3 separate regions of the Homo sapiens genome follow, and regions 2 and 3 are each linked to region 1. The links are chromatin contacts, found by Hi-C or POLR2A ChIA-PET in ENCODE. All regions are on one chromosome and are shown on one strand. Each heading gives the region's core, a stretch centred on a gene start or an enhancer-like site at or near the end of the contact. The rest is flanking DNA. Distances are from core to core; before and after follow the strand shown. Region 1 overlaps PTPN4 (protein tyrosine phosphatase non-receptor type 4). Region 2 overlaps EPB41L5 (erythrocyte membrane protein band 4.1 like 5). Region 3 has its middle 16 kb from the start of TMEM177.

Evidence for each region. Hi-C counts contacts between places; a loop is a spot of excess contacts on that map. ChIA-PET counts read pairs that join two places held with the same protein, here RNA polymerase II (POLR2A). Pooled maps may share reads with other maps.
Region 2: a map of naive thymus-derived CD4-positive, alpha-beta T cell shows a loop between it and region 1 (9-fold over the local background). The contact joins two enhancer-like sites. A Hi-C loop is called at or near these places in 6 of 168 maps with a recorded cell type or tissue (CD4-positive, alpha-beta memory T cell, CD8-positive, alpha-beta T cell, naive thymus-derived CD4-positive, alpha-beta T cell and 1 more) and 11 of 50 pooled maps. POLR2A ChIA-PET finds 5 or more read pairs at or near these places in 7 of 52 experiments (CD4-positive, alpha-beta T cell, CD4-positive, alpha-beta memory T cell, CD8-positive, alpha-beta T cell and 4 more).
Region 3: a loop to region 1 is called in a map of naive thymus-derived CD4-positive, alpha-beta T cell, with 2.3 times the contacts of the local background. The contact joins two enhancer-like sites. A Hi-C loop is called at or near these places in 1 of 168 maps with a recorded cell type or tissue (naive thymus-derived CD4-positive, alpha-beta T cell) and 4 of 50 pooled maps. POLR2A ChIA-PET finds 5 or more read pairs at or near these places in 2 of 52 experiments (GM10248 and activated CD4-positive, alpha-beta memory T cell).

The regions. Positions count from the first base shown.
Region 1 is chr2:119,928,078-119,931,589 of GRCh38, forward strand. The region is part of intron 13 of PTPN4 (protein tyrosine phosphatase non-receptor type 4); the gene reads left to right. Among named protein-coding and RNA genes, the nearest start is that of EPB41L5, 83 kb to the right of the region's middle. Within about 2 kb of position 1,579, at least 3 of the 41 ENCODE cell types and tissues checked have a DNase peak (open chromatin) inside an H3K27ac peak, as active enhancers do.
Region 2 is chr2:120,176,217-120,179,728 of GRCh38, forward strand. It overlaps EPB41L5 (erythrocyte membrane protein band 4.1 like 5), which reads left to right. Exons shown (of 25, transcript NM_020909.4): 25 at 1-2,903. Among named protein-coding and RNA genes, the nearest start is that of TMEM185B, 45 kb to the right of the region's middle. RefSeq lists an enhancer at 918-1,017. Within about 2 kb of position 1,800, at least 2 of the 41 ENCODE cell types and tissues checked have a DNase peak (open chromatin) inside an H3K27ac peak, as active enhancers do.
Region 3 is chr2:119,693,539-119,697,050 of GRCh38, forward strand. It overlaps a transcript of TMEM177 not described here. Among named protein-coding and RNA genes, the nearest start is that of TMEM177, 16 kb to the left of the region's middle. Within about 2 kb of position 1,798, at least 8 of the 41 ENCODE cell types and tissues checked have a DNase peak (open chromatin) inside an H3K27ac peak, as active enhancers do.

The sequences.
Region 1 (3,512 bases), core at 329-2,828:
AGAGACATTTTTATATATGTGTGTATATTTGTTTCCAAATTGTTTTAAACTATTTGTTGTTTGTTTTTATCATCTAGCATATCGTGCACATTTTCTTTGCTGTTCAAAAATCTAGTCATTTATAATGGCAATAAATCTTTTAACAGTTAAATTCTTTGATTGTAAACTGTAAACTTAACTTTTAGGATTCCTCCCTTTACTGAGCCACGTCCCTGCCTCCAGAGTAGGAGTTGTTGCTAAGACTTTGTAAGGATGTCACAGTAATATGTGACATACAGCTTACATTTAGTAGTCTACTATATGAGGAAATAATAGTTTATTACATTATGAATTAACATTAATAGAAGAGCCATAAATGGTAAGTTAATCTTTATTTTAAAAATCAAATGCATGAGATAATATACTTTATTTTCATTCTGTTGTGACTGATAGGAAAATTTGCACTGCAATATGAGGGGGTTGGACCAAACGGTGTCATGAGTTGTCTTCTAATCAAAAAATCCTATAATTTAAACCTGTGATAATGGAAAATCTTCACACCTAAATTACTTTGAATTCACTTATGGAAAATGAAATGAGTCCATGTATTTTTTAAAAAACGAATAACATTTCTTAAAATATTTTTCTGATTCTTAGTGTTGTAACAGCGTAGCAATATACTTAAAACTTTCCTTTCTTAACAAGTGTCTTCTTTCTGCTTGACTTTTATAAACAGTGTAGAACGTGCGATGTGGTCACTAGTTGTATGCAGCATATCCTCATACGAGTACCAGATCGTAGGCATATTTATGTATTAAGTTAATATCACATACAAATGGTTTCTTTATAAGTGTTAATGTTTTCATGTTTTGATCCTATCAGATTTTAGAAATAAGCAGAGTTATACCTGCATCTTAGTTGTTCATTTTGTGTATTCATTATTAAAATGTATAGTTGTTTAATAGGTTATTTTATAAAACAAATAGCCATGATTCCGTGAATAGTAGAGGTAAAATTTCAATATTATAAGCCTCAGATAACTCTCTTCCTTTTGTTTTTCTGGAATTGTGTGGTTCCTCTGAAATAATAAGGTATCAGCTACAATGAGGTTGTAATAGTACTGGGCTGTTTAATGATCTCTCTTTCTCTGAAAGATAAGCTTTTCTGGGATTGTTTTTCTAATATGTTAGGATCTAATTGTAATGAACAGATATATGTCTACCAAAATTCTCTAATGGTTTTAGTAATTATTAAGTTATTTTATTAAAGTACCAGATAACCTAGAGTTCTTTTTTTTTCTTTGGGTTTTAGTTGGCAATATGAGTAGATAGAAAAGGCTCCTCCTTAAACTTCTCATATAATAATTTTTTAGCAATCATTAAATGTTTTTTCTTTTTTCTGATTATCACCTCTTTGTGTTCGCCTCAGCAGCACATATACTGATTATCACCTCTTCAAATTGCTTTCACATTTTGCAGTTGTCATATAATATATCTAAGAAAAGAGAAAAACAATGTTCTCATACAACAGAAAAATAAGGTGCCCTAGACAGAAAAGAAGCTTACCACATCGCAAACACACTGATGCTGTGTGGTATTTTTTTCTCTGAAATTTCCACACTCAACAGGAAACATAGACAGCAAGCTTGAGTGGGTGGGTCCCTGAGGTTAAAACTGTTAATAAAATAAAATACATGAAGTTTGGTTTTAAGTTCAAAGTGTCCAGCCATGTTTAGTCCATTAACAGCAATAAAGTGTTCTGACGCTTCAGACTAGGTGAGTGTGCTGGAATTTTTTTTCTTCAAATGACTTTTTCCAGCTTTTAGAAAATGAAAGTAGTTGATCTATTGATTACAGTTAGTGAACTTTCATACAGCTTACATTTCGTAGTTTAATATTTGAGGAAATAATAGTTTATTACATTATGAATTAGCATTAATAGAGCCATAAATGTTAATCTTTATTTTAAAAATCAAAGTTTTATGCATGAGGTAATATACTTTATTTTCATTCTGTTGTGACTGATAAGAAAATTTGCACTGCAATATGAGGGAGTTGAACTAAACGGTGTCATGAGTTGTCTTCAAATCAAAAAATCCTATAATTTAAACCTGTGATAATGGGAAATGTTCACACCTAAATTACTTTGAATTCACTTACGGAAAATGAAATCTGAGTCAATGTATCTTTTTTAAAACTAATAACATTCCATGTCTTATAAAATGCCTACAAGATTTTTGATTAAGGAAATGTCATTAGGCCAAACTAAAAAAGTTTTAGCTATGAATTGCTGAAATGACAGGACACTTCTGTGGTGTAGATTCATAAGTAACTTAAATTTTTCGTGGTTTAGTAAAATTAATAGGCTAAAATATTGCCCTGAAAATTTGGATATTCATAAATCATAAAATTCAGGAGGTAGGGAGAGACCTATGGGTCATATTATGCTAATAAATTTATACATTTAGATACAGAAACATAAGAGGTCTGTCTAATAGGAAGCCACATCTAGAATTCAGAGTCCTTATCATTATTTTAATGCTTCCTACTGTACACATAATAACAATTTGTTCAGTTCTCTTTGGTCAGTGTTATTGTGCGTGTTAGTCCGACATTTCTTTTTACACGTTTAACATATTGGAAAGGAAATTCTAGCAGGCAGTGAAACTTCAAACTTCATGAGATCATTATGTATCAGAATTCTAATGTTATTAAGTTTTAATGTAATCAGATGAGTTAATATTGCATTTGCTTTGTGCCTTCCTTGGTAATTGTTTTTTTTTTTTTAGCCATACAGAAGTGTATACATAGTACATGATGAGAGAAAAATATCCCAATGAGCTAAAAAAGCAAGTCCAATACTACCTGCAATTCTTTATCAATATAAGAAAATCTGAAAATAAATCCAAAGTCACACAACAAAGGCCTATGATTCTTATTAACTATAACCAAAAATAGTCTTCATTTTTAAATTTTACTCAAATAGGTATTTCTACCTAAATTTTTATGATCTGATTTTTGTAGGAAGACAACAGGATGTTTCATTTTTTGTAAATTGTGCTGGAATGGAAAATACATATAGTTTTTATATGCTTCAGTTAATTACTGAAATATAAAACTGTTTACAAGATGATTTATTATATACTTTATATATGTAGCTTAAATTATTCGCCTCCACATTAACTCTGCACTTCATAAAGCCAGGCATTTAAAGAAATAACATATATTTTCAGCTAATTTTGTCTATTATCTGAATTTGCATATAAAAAATACTTTATTTGTTAACATTCCTAAAATTCTAAGGGTTTATGATCTCTGCATAGATCAGTATCTTTTGATCTGAATGAATCAATATGAAGATCTTTCTTTCTTTCTTTCTTTTTTTTTTTTTTTTTTTTTTTTTTGAGACAGGGTTTTACTCTTGTCACCCAGGTTGGAATGCAGTGGTGCTATCACAGCTCACTGCAGTCTCAAATTCCTGGACTCAAGTTGATCCTCTGACTTCAGCCTCCCAAGTAGCTTGGACTACAGGCA
Region 2 (3,512 bases), core at 550-3,049, 250 kb after region 1:
TGTGGAAACCATATTGGTAAAGTTGTTAATCCCTCGTTATGGAGAACTGATCTTAAGCTATACCTCCTGGAATTTGCTTTCTAGTTTTCTGTCCTGCAATATGTATATAATTAAGCACTAATTTGTACTGCTTAGCATAAAAGAACATCCAGTCTTAGATCCTTAAAACTTCATGGATTGGACTTTCCTGGGCTCCTTATAACATAATCGTGTGTCCAGGCAAACGCACACTAGTGTCTGACTGGAAAGCTCAGGAATTTTAATCTTGCACTGTTTCCCAGGGAGCTGTAGTGATTGGAACCCACGTTTGCACAAAACATTTTTGCAGAAGGAAAGTCAACACTTCTTGCTGGCTGCCTCCCCTTAGCCATTATGCTAAAAACAGCTTCTGAGTTTCACTGGTGGGGCTCTTGCCAGTTCTTAATTATAGGACATATTTTCTCAAAGCTGAAGGTGACACCTAGAACCAGGGGCTTGACCCAGGACATGATGGAATGAGCATCAAATTTTCAGTGTCTTGGCAACCGTAGATGTCCTACAGGGTTACCGTTGTGCTGCTCACCACAGAGCAGCTGAGGCATTATGCCTTGGAAGACCTAAATCTCCCATCCAGTTCAGGAGGTGACAACATCCTTATTTTAAACTTCCTAAAATTAGGAATTAGGTAGTTGGACATAGTCTGTGACCTTTATGTCGTTGGATACCTGTATTCTTGACAGTTAGAATATTGGTAGGGACTTTGTTAAAATTCACTTGAATTTCAAGCTCAGAGGAAACTTTGTCTCATGCCCTGACATGAAGTGGCAAACACGGAAGTTCATACTTGAATGCTGAATTGGCCCCGACAGATTAAATGCGTGTTGGGGATTGGTTTCCTGTCATAGCTGCTGCTGCTGCCATGCGCAGAGCTGCTGTAACAGCTCTTCCTGTTCTGCTCCCCTGAGAACAGTGTGGTGGGGAGAGGCAGGGCTGAGGTGGTCTACGAATGTGGCAGGTAGGGAAGGGGAGATGTCTGTCTCTTGAGAAGAGAGAGGCATGTGTGCCGGCATCCTTGATGGGTTCAAAGAGAAAGGTTGGAGATGATAGTGGGTGAGAAGCAGGCTGGTGAGACTGGGCTGAGGTTGGAGAAGGGGCAGCCGGGGGCACTGCTGAGGGTTTGCCGTGCACGCCTCGGACGGAGCACGGTGGGGTGGCGGGGAGCAGATAGTGCTGCCTCCCTGCGGGCAGACAGGAGAGGAACCTCAACTCAGTCCATTTCATAGCCCTGATAGGGGAAGTGGGAGTTGACAGGATGGTTTAAAATAAGACGTGAAGGTTTCAGTTACCTGCTCTAGACTTTGCCTGAGAACTTGTAAATTAATCAGTGAGACCTAATTTGTGACATGTCAGTAGCATCATCTTTTGACACACAGGAGGTCATGGTCATTTCATTCCTACTCTTCAGGAGACACTGCTGAACAGAGGAATGATTCTGTTCCTTGTGTGCTTACTTCCTTAACATTTATACATTGTTTTAAGAAAAAACTTTTAAAAATATTTCTTATAGTCTCCTAACATTTGTCTCTAGCCTTTGCCTTTGTACAATCACAGATATCCTATGGAGATTTAAGGATGAAAGCCCTGAGTTGTTCTTGGGTTCTTGGATCTGGACTACTTGTTATCTTATGCTTCTCACTTCTGGCTAAAACTTGCACCTCTTCTTCTCTTAGCTAAGCCCCAAAATGAAGATTTCCTTCAGAAGTCTTGTTAGCAGAATTATTTATCAGTCACAGAGAGAAAAATCTGCTATTTTTCTAAGTAAGAGTCTCGAGAAGCAGAGTTTTTGTCTTGTCATTGAGAGGAGTCAGCAGTCTTGTTCTGTAAAGGACCAGAGATGGTAAATACTGTCCCACTCAGCTCTGCTGGCGCAGTACAGCAGCAGCAGCCCCAGCACAGCTGTGTTCCTGCGGAGTCCCCTTTACAAAGCCGCTGACCCCTGATGTGAAACTTTGTAGAGCAGCAGAGTGGCTGCGTGAAACGGGAGGCTGGCAGGTCCTCAGATAGGTTCTGCAGTGTTACCTGTCACTTGGAGGCAGCCAACACTTCTGGACATTGCATCCTTATTCACACATGTGGCAGCTGAACGAGGTGCTGTTGTGGGTGTCTCAGCTCTGAGGGTCTTTGTGAGCTCCCACTGTTGTGGGTGTCTCAGCTCTGAGGGTCTTTGTGAGCTCCCACTGTTGTGGGTGTCTCAGCTCTGAGGGTCTTTGTGAGTTCCCACCAACTTTTAATTATTCATGCCCTTGACCATGTGGTTGCTTGGAGACCTGGGGTCTTCTGCAGACTGAAGAAGACACATTTCTAGATTATTTGTCCTTTTTATCCTCTCAAAAATTTAAACACTGTACCTCTTCAGTGGTCAGAAGAAAGTTGGAAACTTTTCCTACATATTAGGCGTTAGTATGAGGACATTTGTTTGAATTATAGAAATTTGCCCTGAGCTGAACTGGGTTGTGTTAACACATTGGTAGAGCTATGATTCCTTCCCAGTTCTAAGAGATACGATCTGTAAGTCCCTATGTCACCACATTGCTTGAGATGATCATTCAGTTACTTGTCAGGATTTCTCCTCTTCAGAGAGATTTTTTTTTATAGCACAGATTCCTTTGCCCCTTTTATCTCCTTATCTGGATATGATAAGTGGTTATGAGGGTCTCACTAACTATTTTGTGTTTACCTTTTATATGTGTAAAACTTTGCAGTAGCATTTAAAGTGTAATTTATTTTTCTATCAAGTGCACTATTCATTTAGTGTGTTCCAGTTTTATATGACTTGTATTAGAAACACTGCACTGAGTTGTTTGTACACTGAAATGAGAACTCTAGATGTAACTCTATTCAAATAAACCTTCGTGAGACATTCATGTTTTTGTGCACTGTTTCTGTTTCTTGGAACTGTGATTCCTACATGCTGACCTCAACAGAGTTAGACCAGATCCACTGTTGGTACAAACCTGAGGAAGTGAGCAGAAGCAGCCGCACTGTTTTTAGGTTGATTTCCATGTTTTTGTGGTGTAAATTTGGGAGTAGGGGCATTTTCAAAGGTTGAAAACCTCATTGGTCATCCCCAGCATATCCTGGAAGGCACGGTGGTCATTCCAAGGACAGCATGGTGCAGTATCACCACAGCTTTGGACATCGGATCTGGGCTCTACTGCTTAATACCTCAGGTTTTTTGTCTGAAATGGCACATGAAGTGTGTGTCACAGCGTGTGGTAGAGTATGCAGGTGTTGACTTCTCCTTCTCTTGGCGCCCACCAGTCCCCAGCCTTCTCTGGGTTTGCACTGCACCATCCAGCGAGGAACAGTGCCACCTGGGTTGGTTTCAGGACTTCTGCTGGGCAGAGTCATACTGCACCATATGGGTGTTGGCAAAGCTGAGAAAAGTTGGAAGTCTTCTCTTTCCCTCTCCCCTCTGTTTTCTGCCTGGGAGAGAGGCCCAGTTGGGCCCTGGAAACTAAGGAGCTTTTCTC
Region 3 (3,512 bases), core at 548-3,047, 230 kb before region 1:
CCACAGGCAAGATCCAGAGGCTGCTGTCTGCACAAGCTTCTCTCTGAGCTGACCCGTGTGTGTCCTAGAGGTCAAGATTCACTACTTTTAGGGAAGCCAACACTGAGGCTGACATTCTCTAAATACCTGGGGGCAGAGCCTCTCAAGCCCATGCAGCCTGAGGAAAAAGGCCTCAGCCACACCTGAAGCAAAGGGCTCCTGTGGGTGCCACGTGACCCACCCACATGACCGCTGCCCACCAGCTGCAGTCACAGAAGACACACATACACATCACACATATCACACACAAACATACCACATACACATCACACCACACACATCACATGCCACAAACACAACACACAAACATACCACATACACCACACATCACATACACATCACACATGCCACACACATCACACAAGCCACACACACATGCAACATACCACACACAAACACATACCACATACACCACACACCACATACGCATACACATTACACATACCACACATATGACACATACCACACACATCACGCACATGCAACATACACACACAACATACACACCACACACATGGCACACACAAACACATACCACATGCACCACATGCCACGCACATTGCACGTACCACACACATGCAACGTGCCACACAACACACAAACACACCACACACAACATACCATGCACACACAACACAAACACATACCACATACATATCACACTTACCACACATGTGCAACATACTACACCTGTGTGGTATACCACACACACACACACACACACACTATACCTCCACACACACCACTCACCTCACCTCACACACACACACCCACACACACACACCCCTCAGGCAGCATTTGGAAGTCCAGCCTAAATAAGGGTGATGTTAACTCACTGCCCCCACCAGATTCTCAGCATATCTGAAGCAGAGGTGTGGGGAGAGTGGGTCAGCTCTTAGTAGGGCCTTAGGGCCCCTCAGAGACAGCAGGGCTGGAGTTTAGTGCAGGAGCGGGCTCTGCCCTGGACCCTGTGTGTGCAACAGTGCTGTTGGCCGGGCACTGTCCCCATCCTCCTCCTGGCCCCTTTGAAGGTAGGTGTGGCCACATGACTGCTCTGGCCGGTGGATTTCATATGCGCAGGGTCACTTCCCCGCGAAAGCATTTGAGAGCCAAGGTGCCCTTCTCTGTCGTACACGCCCCTGATGGGGCCCCAGACCTTGGGCCCCCGGTGAGGGTGGCGGGGAGCAGAGCCCACTGCATCATGTGCTTGTGTCAGGGCAATAAATAAGCCTCTGTACTTTTAAGGCCCAGATTTGGGAGTTGCTACCACAGCATCACCTACCCCAGCCTGCTTATATGCCACACTTAGGAGCCAAACCACCACAAGGGCTCACTCACTCTATTTGGACAATTCATGTCATTTGGGCACTAAGCTAGAAGGACGTGTGGAGTGGCTCATTAAGCAGAGGTGAGAATTCTGCTCCTGGGAGGCAGCGCTGCAAATTTTTAATGCTTGGGTCTTTACAGCTCAGTGTCAGCGGATACGGCAAAGCCCTTCTGAAAAACAAACATCGGGCAATGATTGTGCAACACAGCTGCTAAAAATCCTTCATTTCTGGGTAGGAAAGAGTCTCTCTGTGTCCTTTCCATTGAAAGAGCATAAGCTCAACGAAGGTGACAGCCCCGGAATGTGGACAAATGGGACTGGGAAAACGCCATGTCTTCATTCTCTATCCCTCCCCCACCTTTCACACCCAGCCCTTTGAAAAGCAGAAAGCAATGCACAGATGTAAGGAGCTGTTTTCATTCTTGTGGTTACGAGCCCTCCCCTCTGTTCCCATGGCAGCCTGGCACACTCTGCCATGCACTTTTCACACTGCATTTTGTCTGCTTCCTTGTCTGTCTCTCCCAACTGGGCTGTGAATGTCTCACAGGCAGGGCCTGGCCTTCCTTCTTGCATCCTGGGCACCTGGCTGGGCACCTGGTCCGCTGGAGTGCTCAGTGACTGGTGAGTGGGTGGGGGATATGGGAGATGGAGCAAGGGCAGAGAGGTGGGGAGGAAGCGCCATGGAGGGAGGCCTGCGGGCTGAGAATCCAACCCAAAAGCATTTTGTGAGCACCCGCTATGTACAAGCCACAGCGCAAGGCTCTGGGGAAAAGTCCAGATTTGTAAGACATATTTATCAGTTTGTAAACACTCTCATATATGTTATTTTTTTGAACTTCACAGCACCCTGGGGTGGTAAATTGTACACAGTTGATCCTCTTTTGAGAGTGGATTTACAGAGTTGATGTGGTGTATAGCACAAATGGCAGTGGCCTTGACCGTGCATCTTGCTTTGAGTCCTGGCATTGCCCCCATCCAGCTGTGTGGCCTTGGGAAGCCTCAGCAGCAAAAGAAGGGGACTGGCTCTGCAGGGGCCCACTGCAAGCATGGCCCAGCCTGGCCTGAAACCTAGGACTGTTTGATTTACCCAACAAAAGGTGTGCAGCTGCCCTGAGTCTGTGGGCAAGCTCAGACCTCAGGGGTGAGCCACACTAGGGAGAGGCGCAAGGGGCTGTGACCATCTCATCTCTGTGGCTGCAGACCATCCTACAGGGCCTGGCCCAGGAGGCATGCAGTGAATTAATGCATGAGTGAGGTATAGGCAGCCTGAATGGGGACAGTGTTCAGAAATCCCAGCTGTTCAAAAGCATGAGGGCAGAGCTCAGTCCTCAGGGATTAAACTAGAACCAAGGGAAGAGTGTAGCTGGGTGGCAGCTGTTGAGGTCATTATTGAGGGTACTGTAAACCCCAGTAGGACTAGACCTGGGGAGAAGGTCTGTTGCTGGTATTATCATTTGTCACGGACCTCATGGTGACCACGGTGTGGGGGCAGTGCTTCACACAAACCTGCCACATCCCTACCACCAACCCTTCATTTATTAGCACACATTTATTGAACATCTGATATGTGCCAGGCTCTGTTCTGGGCCCTAGAGAAATCACAATGGATAAAAATGCCTGCTCTTATATTCTAGTGAGAGGCACAGCCAATAAACAAGGAATAAGTCATTATAGAGCATCCAGGATGATAAGCAGGGCAGCAGTGGGACAAGGGATGGGAAGGGCTGGGTATAGGGGGCAGATGCATTTCTCAACAGTGTGGCCAAGGACAGCCTACACTGAGAAGGTGACGATGGAGCAAAGAGGAAGTGAACCAAGTGGAAATCCGGGGAAAGAGCATTCCAGGCAGAGGGGAGACAAGGGCAGAGGCCCTGAGGCAGGAGCGGGCCTGGCACATTTGAAGTTGGAGCAGGGAGGTCGGGGAGGCAGGGAGAAGTGGAAATGACGTTGGGGAGGTGGGGGAAGGGGCCAGATTGTATAGGGTCTTGTGAAGGATGGACAGGAGTTTTCCCCACCTGTGTCTGGAAGCTTTTGTTCTAGCTTCACTCTGTTGTTGAAATCCATTGTCTCTCCAGCTACTCCGGTCTCTGAGGGAAGCACCCTGCCCTGGGGAAATTCTCACATGGCCAGACACAGACCTGGCTGA